Regions from separate parts of the Homo sapiens genome. Here regions 1 and 3 are each linked to region 2. A link is a contact called in ENCODE Hi-C or POLR2A ChIA-PET data. All regions are on one chromosome and are shown on one strand. The core of a region is the stretch at or near the end of the contact, and the rest is flanking DNA. Distances in the headings are between cores, read along the strand shown. Region 1 overlaps LNX1 (ligand of numb-protein X 1). Region 2 overlaps LOC100506444 (a long non-coding RNA gene). Region 3 holds the start of LNX1-AS1 (LNX1 antisense RNA 1).

The links. A loop is a pair of places that touch in the nucleus more often than their neighbours do. ChIA-PET counts read pairs that join two places held with the same protein, here RNA polymerase II (POLR2A). Pooled maps may share reads with other maps.
Region 1: a map of PC-3 shows a loop between it and region 2 (2.2-fold over the local background). The contact joins two enhancer-like sites. A Hi-C loop is called at or near these places in 7 of 168 maps with a recorded cell type or tissue (PC-3, Right ventricle myocardium inferior, chondrocyte and 2 more) and 8 of 50 pooled maps.
Region 3: a loop to region 2 is called in a map of ovary, with 2.2 times the contacts of the local background. The contact joins the promoter of LNX1-AS1 here to the enhancer-like site in region 2. A Hi-C loop is called at or near these places in 19 of 168 maps with a recorded cell type or tissue (GM12878, HepG2, MCF 10A and 10 more), 5 of 37 single-sample maps with no recorded cell type and 17 of 50 pooled maps. POLR2A ChIA-PET finds 5 or more read pairs at or near these places in 1 of 52 experiments (BJ).

The regions. Positions count from the first base shown.
Region 1 is chr4:53,539,553-53,543,020 of GRCh38, forward strand. The region is part of intron 2 of LNX1 (ligand of numb-protein X 1); the gene reads right to left. Among named protein-coding and RNA genes, the nearest start is that of LNX1-AS1, 41 kb to the left of the region's middle. Within about 2 kb of position 2,144, at least 7 of the 41 ENCODE cell types and tissues checked have a DNase peak (open chromatin) inside an H3K27ac peak, as active enhancers do; they include PC-3, where a contact is called at or near this core.
Region 2 is chr4:53,701,071-53,704,803 of GRCh38, forward strand. The region is part of intron 1 of LOC100506444 (a long non-coding RNA gene); the gene reads left to right. Among named protein-coding and RNA genes, the nearest start is that of LNX1-AS2, 110 kb to the left of the region's middle. RefSeq lists an enhancer at 1,481-1,600. Within about 2 kb of position 1,446, at least 31 of the 41 ENCODE cell types and tissues checked have a DNase peak (open chromatin) inside an H3K27ac peak, as active enhancers do; they include GM12878, PC-3, ascending aorta and 4 more, where a contact is called at or near this core.
Region 3 is chr4:53,497,656-53,501,458 of GRCh38, forward strand. It overlaps LNX1-AS1 (LNX1 antisense RNA 1), which reads left to right and starts at 2,422. Exons shown (of 4, transcript NR_046622.1): 1 at 2,422-2,472; 2 at 2,762-2,847. LNX1 (ligand of numb-protein X 1) reads right to left here. Exons shown (of 11, transcript NM_001126328.3): 5 at 986-1,188.

The DNA of each region.
Region 1 (3,468 bases), core at 894-3,393, 160 kb before region 2:
AATGACTGTTTGTGTAAGAATTGTAGGACTTTGAAAAGATTTGAGCTTTGAAATTTCTCTAGTATAATGTGAGCACATGATTCATATGAATATTCAGTTGCAGAAAATGTTTTTGTTCTAACTTGTTTAATGCCTGCTCTGATCTTAAAATGATCTCCTTAACATGTATGTATACACAAGTCTCTAAATACCAGGACTGCTGTTACCCAAAACCCACACTATCAAAGATATTGCTCGCTTCATATTTTCAAAGTCAGCTTTTGGAGGACAGGGACAATGGTTTCTTGTAATCTGCTGAGGGAGTCAACCCCAGTGAGGCTGTTCCTTCTCTGTAACCAGCTGCAATTAGGATTTCTACTGTCCTTGCATGGGGCATCCATGGCAAAGGTTGACTTGGCCATGTGGTTAGAACTGGAAATTCAGTATTTTCAGTATTTTCAGTTGCTCCAGTTGTTTTTGCTCGGGCTACTAATCAATACCAAATCTAGTGCTATCTGAATAAAATAAGATGGCATAGCAACTACCCCATTCTTGCTAACAACTCCAAATGACAACATGGTGGCTCACATCTGTAATCCCAGCACTTTGAGAGTCTGAGGCTGGCAGATTGCTTGAGCTCAGGAGTTTGAGACCAGTCTAGACAACATGGCAAAACCCTGTCTCTAAAAAAAAATACAAAAATTAGCCAGGCATGGGGGCGTGCACCTGTAGTCCCAGCCACTCGGGGGGCTTAGGAGAGAGGATGGCTTGAGCCCGAGTGGTTGAGGCTGCAGTAAGTCATGACTCCGCCACTGCACTCCAGCCTGAGTGAGAGTGAGACCCTGTCCCCGCCTCCCCAGAAAAGATAGTGAGGCTTTACTTGAGTGTGCTCCAACTCAACCTCAAGGTGCCATGCCACCTTGTAAGAAAGCTTGTTAAAAATAAGTGTTATTAGCCTGGCTGACATGGTGAAACCCCGTCTCTACTGAAAATACAAAAAATTAGCTGGGCATGGTGGTGGGTGCCTGTAATCCCAGCTACTCGGGAGGCTGAGACAGAAGAATTGCTTGAACCCAGGAGGGGGAGGTTGCAGCGAGCCGAGATTGCGCCACTGCACTCCAGCCTGGGCAACAAGCAAAGCTCTGTCTCAAAAAACAAAAAACAAAAAACAAAAAAACCCCCCTGTTATTATTATAAACAGAGCTACAGACTGTGTAGACATCGACACAGTGCTGATTTAAGTATCCTCACTTATTGGGGTCAAACATTTGTCTTTAGTAAAATAAGGGCACTGTATTTGATTCTAAAAATAAATGGCAGGAGAGCTGGGAATGGTGGCTGACGCCTGTAATCCCAGCACTTTGGGAGGCTGAGACGGGCGGATCACTTGAGGTCAGGAGCTCAAGACTAGCCTGGCCAACATGGTGAAACCCTGTCTCTTCTAAAAATACAAAAATTAGTTGGGTATGTTGGTGCTTGCCTGTAATCCCAGCTACCTGGGAGGCTGAGGCAGGAGAATCCCTTGAACCTGGGCGGCAGAGCTTGCAGTGAGCCGAGACCACGCCACTGCACTCCAGCCTGGGTGACAGAGCGAGACTCTAACTCAAAAAAAAAAGAAAAAAAAAAAAGAAAGAAAAGAAAAGAAAGAAAGAAATGGCAGGAATGCGTTCTGTGATTTCAGGATTCTCTAGTGAGTGGGTGGAGGTAACAACCAAGTTAGGATACCATTAGCAACTGAATCAACTTCAGCAAATGGCTCTCTAAAACTACACTGACTTGGCAAGATCATGTCAAAAAAAAGAGGTTGGGCTGAAAAAAATTATTTCTCTAAGGAAAAGTGTGAACAATTAGTGCCAAACTATTCACATAGTGGAAAGTTCCATGCTTTTGGAAGATGACACACTTGGTAGTTTCTAAGACTGATCTAATCAGCACATTTCATATATATTTTTTTTCTAAAAGAGACTTAGAGTTCATGATTCTTTTAGTGTAGATTCTAACCATTTATATCAAATGGAAAAAGCAGGGATCTATTCAGTTGTGTGTCAAATTCTTAGGATCACTGAATAGTTCTGACTTGAGACAAGAACAATATAAGGCCAAGAAAACGGACTGTTTCAATTAAGCTCAGCAGAAAAAAATACACATGAGCCAAAACAGAACGACTTAATACTTAGCAATCACTTAAAAATTTGTAAGCTCAGTCTGAGTCATTAAAAAAAAGTAGGCCAAGAAGCTTGAAGGAACACAGATTTACAAGTAAAAGAGGCAAACACTAAAATAAAAATGTTTAAACCCTGCAGTGCTAAACTACTTTCAGATAGCTTTGTAATAAGTGAAATTTGGAGAATTATATAAACCCCTCACAGATAAGCTTGGACAAAAAATAGGTGAAGGAATATTTGGCAAACATGAGCATGCATAAATCAGCTGCTCCAGATGACACATGGCCCTGGGGAATAGAATTTGACTAATATGCTTACTGAACAATGGTGCAGTAAAAATGAATAATTATTTCTGAAAAATTACCTTGCACTCAGGGGGATGTCAGAAGACTGGAACAAGGCCAACAACATGTGATAGTGATGCAGAGAGAAAACAGAAGGAAAGGGTAGTGAAAAATTAGTGTATGAGATATGCAATTGTCAGCTTGAAAAATTGGGAATAACTATTAGGAAAGTAAAATTGAGTTTCCAGAAAACCAGGGATAAATAAACAAAGGACAGTTTGCATTTAAATGATCACAGACAAATTCATGAGATTATCTTAAAGATTGTAATACTGTTGTTGTAATTAAGAATACAAAGGGATGGGGTAGGGGGTGGATTGAGCTGAATGCGCAGTGTCTTGGGATTTTATATTCACTGTTAGTCCAAAGAAAGCTGAAAATGATCAGAAATCACAAACTAAGGGGGCATTAAGCCCAGCCATGGGAAGGTGTTTCAAAGAGTGTCCTAACAATCACCATCACATTGATCTGAATCAATACTCTGACTGATGACCTAGGAGCAAGTGTCACAAAATTTATGGATGACACTGAGGTGGGGAATGCCATAGAGGACAGAGGCAAGAGGAGGGAAAAAATAGGTTAGACATGGGTACATCTGCAATTAGAGAAAATCCATGACAAAGACATGAACAGACTGGAGTAATTTAGAAGGCAACACAATTTCGGAATGAGAAAATTCAACATTAATTTACACTGAGTAAGAATAGGGGTCAAGGTGGAGAAGGCCATTGGCATTTGCAATTGCATTTAAATCTGTATTCGGAACACGTGACCCAGAGTGATGTTTAACCCGGTAAGAACCCCCCTCTCCCATCAGGAATAAATCAGGGGGAAAGCAAGTGGAAGTAGAGGGAACTGATGGTCATGAGCCCACCCAGGTGCCAGCTCCTCTAACGTGGTTCTCACTTGCTACTCAGGAATCCTGTGCTGTAGGAATCATTAGCACTTCATAGGTGTGGATTTGGAGTCAGATTGTCCTG
Region 2 (3,733 bases), core at 196-2,695:
TGAGACCACCTCAGCCTGGACCTTATTGTTCATATCACTATTAGCATTTTTGTCAAAGCCATTCAACAGGTCTCTAGGAAGTTCCAAACTTTCCCACGTTTTCCTGTCTTCTTCTGAGGCCTCCAAACTGTTCCAAACTCTGCCTGTTACCCAGTTCCAAAGTCGCTTCCACATTTTCAGCTATCTTTTCAGCAACGCCCCACTGTACTGATACCAACTGACTGTATTAGTCTGTTTTCACGCTGCTGATAAAGACATACCTGACACTGGGAAGGAAAAGAGGTTTAATTGGACTTACAGTTCCACATGGCTGGGGAGGCCTCAGAAACATGGCGGGAGGCAAAAGGCACTTCTCACATGGCAGTGGCAAGAGAAAAATGAGGAAGAAGCAAAGGCGGAAACCCCTGAAAAACCCATCAGATCTCATGTGACTTACTCACTATTACGAGACTAGCATGGGAAAGACCAGCCCCCATGATTCAATTACCTCCCCCTGGGTCCCTCCCGTGACACATGGGAATTCTGGGAGATACAATTCAAGTTGAGATTTGGATGGGGACACAGCCAAACCATATCACTGGGGGAGGAAGGCACCGTGGTAGTGCTATGGACCGAATCATGTCCCCTCCATATTCGTATGCTGAGGCCTTGAGCCCCAATGTGAATATATTTGGAGATGAGTCCTTTCTGGAAGTAATTAAGGTTAAATGAGGTCATAAGGTTAGGGCCCTGATCTGATAGAATTTATGTCCTTTTAAGAATAGACACCAGAGCGCTTGCTCCAGGTGCACAAAGTAGTGGCCATGTGAGCATACACTGAGAAAGCAGCCATCTGCAAGCCAGGAAGAGGGCCCTTACCAGCCATTCTAGTCCCCTGATCTTGGACATCCAGCTTCCAAAACTGTGAGAAACCGATTTTTGTTATTGAAATCGCTTAGCCTTTGGTATTTTGTTCTGGCACCCTGGCAGACTAATATAAGTAGGGGTAAGCAGGTTATTAACCAGAAAGAGACACAAAGGAGCTTTTCACATAAGGGCGATGGATATATTCTGTATCTTGATCAGGGTAGTAGTTACGTGGGTGGATACATAGGTGAACAAGTTTATCAAACTGTCAGTTTCAGATTTCTACATTCTTGTGCATATAAATTTTCCTAAACTTGAAAAAGGCCGTCTTATCCCCATCTTTCCCAATGGAATCTGTGTTTCAAAAAGATAACAATATAGTGTTCATGCCTTCAAACAGGCCTGGTAGAAAGGAAATTAACATACATTATTTATCTCGTATATATGTATGTTTCTGCCTGTAATAAATAATGGGGATTGAGCACTTAGCACAAGAGTAAGCAACTGCCAAATGCAGCTCTGGGTTCAGACCTGTATGGGGCAGACCTGAGAGCCAGGCCCCTTTCCCTACCATACTGAAACTGACAGCAAAGCCGCTCAGCTAAGGGGATGTGCAGAAAGGACGCCCTGGGGTCTCCTGAGGCTGCAGGGCGGCCGGGGAGCCCTGGGGTCAGGAGGGCAACTTTCTGGGGCACAGTGCTCGAGTCACCTCTCCGAGGAACGGCTCTGCCTGCACTGCTTCTTGTACTTTGTTTACCCGCCCCTAGGAAAAGAGCTGTGAAGATGATCGTAGGGAGCAAGCAGTGAGGCGGCAAATGGCTCTGAGAGGAGCCACGCAGACAGCTGGGCAGCCGTGCCAAGAACAACAGGAAGCTCGCGGCCCCACCCCTGCTCGCTGCAGCCCTGGCCTGGAGACCCAGGGTTATTTGCTTTGAAGGGCCCTCTGCAGATGTTACATAAACAAAACCTCCATTGACTCCAGTTCTGAGCCTGGCCTAAAATAGCCCGCGGGCTTCCCCCTACCACTGTGCAGTTTCGCCGCCATCCCTTTTGGTCCCCTTGTGTGCTAGCTGCTTCCCTCCATTGACCACATGTGCAGACAACTCTCGCCAGTGTCCCTAAGAGGCCAGTTCCCTGGGGAACAAAAAGTGGGGCTCGTTTGCCTTCCCTGGCAGGTCAGACACAAAGCATCCCTGTAAGACCTTTGATGGCTACTGGCCAAGGGACACGTTTCCCCTCCCCAGGGAGGCAGGAAGCTGGGCTGAGGCACAGTGGGGTTTGGTCAGCAGCCAGCACAAGAGGGACTGTGCTTTCTCTCTGTGTCTGTGTCTCTTTCTGTGTGTGTCTGCGTCTCTCTCTCTCTCTGTCTCTTTCTCTCTCTTTCCTAAGGGCAAGCTCTCCAGGTAAGGGCACGAGTTCTTCGTCAGCGTCTCTATTTTCACTTGATGTAACGACTGAACACTCTACTCTTGACTCTTCCTCCAAGCTCCTATAAAATTCCCTGACCCCATTTGCACTTCAGCTCCTTCATTCTGCAGAAAACCATTCCTTCGTGAACATCTGGAGAATCACAGATCCGTGCCACAGCACGGGGTCACTCTGGGCCTTGCCACTCAACATGGGTCCCTGGAAGCTATTATCATCTTTTCCCTTTGACCTCCTGCACTTCTCCAGGATCTTAACTCATAAAATAAAACCAAAAACAACACCAGCAATAAAAACATATTTATGTCAAATACTTACTATGTGCCTGATACAAGGCTAAGCATTTTATGTGTTTTATTTTATTTCATATTGAACAGTCTTATGAGATTGGTACAATAATTATCTCCAGCTGACAGAAGGACAAACTGCAGTTTGGAAAAATTATAGAACTTGTACAAGATGTGACAGAGGTGGAACAGTCAGACTTGTATTCAGTGTCTCAACCACTGCATTGCATGTCCGGGGAAAAAGAGGGCAGGACTCACAACTCCTCCTTTCCATGGTCTTTCTTCTATTCAAAGGCCATGCTATTGTATCCATGGTCAATGTCATTAAACATATCACTGATCAATTAATTATCCAATCAGTATTTAAGGACTATGTTTTCTGGGCAAGTTGCTATTTGAGTCTATACCAGACCAAAAAAACAAAAACGTATGATGTATACTATGTGAATATCTAGCTCCTACTGTATCAACAGTTGTACTTCGGTTGTGAGAGGGCTTTGTGTTTCTCTGGGCTGAAGATCCTCAAACCAGATGGCCATCCTGGAACTAGAAGTTCTTCTTTAATTTAATTTTTTTTTAATTTCAACTTTTATTTGAGATACCAGAGGTATATGTGCAGGTTCGTTATGTGGGAATATTGCATGAGGCTGAGGTTTGGAGTATGGATCCTGTCACTTATGTAGTGAGCATAGTACCCGATAAATAGTTAATTGCTGCCCCCCATCCCCCACTGTCTAGTAGTCCACAGTATCCATTGTTCCCATATTTATGTCCATGTGTGCTCAGTGTTTAGCTCCCACTTATAAATTTGGTTTTCTGTTTCTACATTAATTTGCTTAAGATTATGGCATCCAGCTGCATACATGTTGCTGCAAAGGACATGATTTCATTCTTTTTTATGGCTGCATAGTATTCCAAATGTGTGTATATACCACATTTTCTTTATGCAGTCTTACCACTGTTGGGCACGTGGGTTGGTTCCAAGTCTTTGTTATTGTGAATAGCACAGCGGTGAACATACAAGTGCATGTGTCTTTTTGGAAGAATAATTTTGTTTTCTTTGGGCATATTTTCCTTTGAGCAAGCCCAGTAATGGGATTGCAGGGTTGAATGGAACTAGAAGTCCTACCAACTTACAGGAGGGAAGATGGGAAGGAACGGAAGCAATATGGAGA
Region 3 (3,803 bases), core at 1,172-3,671, 200 kb before region 2:
TGTTATGCAACCCTGCCAGGCAGCATAGTTTCCACTAGAACTGGGAGGCAGCAGTGCACAGTGTAGCTGATTGTACTGCGGCCTGCCCCGAGGGCCCTGTCTTATGCTCCACCTCGGAGGCCAGCAGGAATTTCAGTATTTCTGTGAAAACTGCTTTAGGTTATTTCTCCTCTTATTCCAATCAGTTTGCCAAAGAAACAGCTCATAATGTGACAGGAGCCGGTCCCTCAGCAACCTAGAAGGGATGGGATAGAACTGTTATCTGAGTGTCAGATAGAAAATATACGAGCAGGGAGGGGTTTCTTGGCACTTTTGGCAAACATTGGACTTCTGCCTGGTAAACAGATCTTTTTATCCTTTCTGTTCTGAAAATTCCTCCTTCTCCTTAACCAAGCCTCTGAGGACAGTAACACCCAAAGCATTCTATTCCAACACCTGTCTCCCCTGGTATGTCTCTGGGTTGGTGGAATTAGCATAGAGATTACTTTTATTTTCAGGGAGGGCCGTAAGACTATAGGAAATTGACTTTCAAAAAGTAGATGATTGTGATTAAATAAAATACAAAATGTTCTATTAATCTACTCTAAAAACAATTTAAGAAAATATATGTCCCAGTTTTATTTTATATTAATGCTCTTTAAAAAAAGAGATAAAAGGAGAAAGAGGAGGTGGAGAAAGGGAATGAAGAGGAAGATTGAAAAAGCTAGAAGGGAGAAGGCAGAAGAGTGGACAGACAAAATGATATAGAGACAGATAAATATTTATATACAGAGAGAAAGGGGGGAGAGAGTGAAAGAGCAAGACAGAGAGAAACAAAGATCTCAATTAAATGACAAATCTCAGAGAGTCATAAAATGATAGAAAGTCACTATCCACATTTATTTTACCATTTCCCTCATTCATCCATCCATCTATCCAATTGTTTGCTCAGAAGCATTTTTTTATATCAAGCCCCTTGCTGCAGCCCCACAGCCACAGTCTCTACCTTTAGAATGATGTCTCCTGGCAGTAGCCGGCCGTCTCTGGCGATCACCCCATCACGATAAATGTGTTGGATAATGATATGGACCAGTGGGGTTTCGCTACCTCCCACCAGCCTAATAGAGAGGCTTTCACTGGGATCTACTCGATTGATCTTGATGCTGGTAATTTCACCATCTGGAATCAGGTGGTACAACCTTGGAAAGACTGAAATGGACAAAGAGTGTTTATTTAAGACACCCACCCAATGGACCTTTCCAACTACTCTTCTTGCCAAACTTCAGTGTCAGCCAAACTAAACTATTCATTTTTCCTCATACATGTTTTCCATTTTCCTGCCTCTGTGTCAATGTAAGTTTCTCTGCTTGGAATGTTTTTCATCCTGAGCTTAAACCCAATTTTTCCTTCAAGGCCCTTCCAATTAAACTCTACCCTGATTCCTCCTTCCCTTGCTCTAAACAGCCCACTTCCTATAAAGCTTTCTAGCTATTTCTCATGGCACTCAACCCATTATTGTTATTTTTACCTTTTTGTTTTTGTTTCTGTTTTTTGAGACAGGGTCTTACTCTGTTGCCCAGGCTGGAATGCAGTGTCTCACTACAACCTCCGCCTCCTGAGCTCAAGTGATCTTCCCACCTCAGCCTCCCAAGTAGCTAAGACTACAGGCACATGCCACCATTCCTGGCAAATTTTTACATTTTTTGTGGAGACGGAGTTTTGTCATGTTGTCCAGGCTGGTCTTGAAATCCTGAGCCCAGGTGATCCACCCACCTCGGCCTCCCAAAGTGCTGGGATTACAGGTGTGAGTCACCTCTCCCAGCTTATACTCATTTCTTATATACCTCATATCATGCCCATAAAACCTGAGGGCATAAACTCTCGCTGTTCCATGGTTCTCTGCATATATCTCTGCATGCAGAGGCCTTCAGCTGAAGTTTACTGAATTAATAGAAGTGAATGAATCATTTTTAATGGAATGAATTGCAGTTTTATCGCTTGCTTATTGAGAGGTAAAAAACAGAACCAATTTGCCACTTTGCCCTCTCAGATAATTTTGAAAATTTCTTCCTTAAAGACTCTGCTTTTCAGGCTTGGGGGAACATCAGTTCTTTCTACCAGACATTGTTGTTAACAAATGGAAGAGGCCTGATTCATGATCAAGAAGAGGCCAAGGCCTAGTTGGTGGCCTTGAGCAGTTCATCCCTGGTTTGCCTGAAATCACTGAGTTCAGAGCAAGGAGATTCAAAGATCATCTAGGCTGGTGTTTTCAAACTGTATTTTTAAACTGATGAATCTGCTTTCCCCAAGAAATCTCTCCTAGCTCTCTTCTCATCTTTCATCCCATTGTGACCACACAGAAAACAGCTGCTCTAATTGTCCTGCTGCTTGACAGTGATAGTCAAACACTACAAGTGAGGAGGTTTAAGGCTGAGAGAAGGGGAGTGAAGTAACTGACTGGACATCCCAAAGTTAGGTGGTCCTGAGAGCCAGGTCAGAACCCAGAGTTCTTGTGACCGGTACTCTCTGTCAGGTATCCCTGGAGCCAGGGGTTCACAGCCAGGCCAGAGCCCATGAGGGACTTGCTCTATGGACCTATGAGCCAGCAGCACCGACTGGCATTGTTTTTTTTTTCACTTCAGTTTGAATAGAAGTGTTCAGAGGGGACACCAACAAGTGATGGGAACAAGCCACACCTAGCTTGGTGGAAAAAGGGGCTCCTCCAAGCAGCTAGAGGCTCAAGTTTGAATGTAAAGGGCTGAGATGCTTCTGTCTTCCGTAGGTGCTGACAGCTGCCTCACCTTAAGAGTCTCCTTTCGTTATGGCATCTGGAAAGATCTCACATGGCAGGCCTGCTTCTAGTTCCTTGTGAGCATTTTCAAAACCCGTGACCTTAGTCCATTTTCCCTAATGAATTAATAAGTACTCAACTCTCTAAGAACAATAAAGAATTAAAATTATTTCTAAGTATGTTAGGGCAAAGTAACTTAGTGGGCAGAGGAAACCCGAGATGTTGTAAATGTGGGTCCTTAATCTCTATACTGATTGAACTGAAGTGACTGCATAAGGCAGGGGTAAGCTGGCTTCAGCAGTCAGCTCCTGGTACTAACAGTACTCGGGTGATTGAGTTCAATTAATGTTTAAACTACTTTGGTTATATTAAGTAGGCTATACCACAGGCAATTGCTAGAACATGTCTGGTATAACAAGGGAATGGAAAAAAATTCATTCTGAGCAAAGAAAGATTTGGAAATAATCACAAAAGCCAATTTTCCCTCCCTCATTCCCCTTCCCTTGTTACCATCTTTTCCAACAGATTTACAAAAACCACACTGCCAAACCTAAACCGCTAGAGAATGTTTGATTTGATAGCTTGAAAGGACATACCATTCACACTTGTAAATGATGTTAGAGCAACACCAATGAGATCCTAGTGACCTTAAAGAGATAAAGGAATTTTTAAACTGCCAAACTTGTGTTGGTCTGGAAAGTAAAAAATTTGCTCAATATTATGTCCTTACTCAAGGACTAAAGGATATAATCTTATTAGCTGAGAGTTTGTTATATGCTGACATTGAGTTAAGGTATTTGAATGCATTTTTTTGTTTAGTCTTCACAATAACCCTATGAAATAGATGATAATAATCTTTTTTTTTTTTTTTTTTGGGGGTGGGGGGACAGGATCTCACTCTGTCACCCAGGCTGGAGTATAGTGGTACAATCTTGGCTCAAAGCAGCCTTGACCTCATGGGCTCAGGCAATCCTCCCATCTCAGACCAAGAAGCTGGGAGTACAGGTGTGTGCCACCATGTCCCACTAATTTC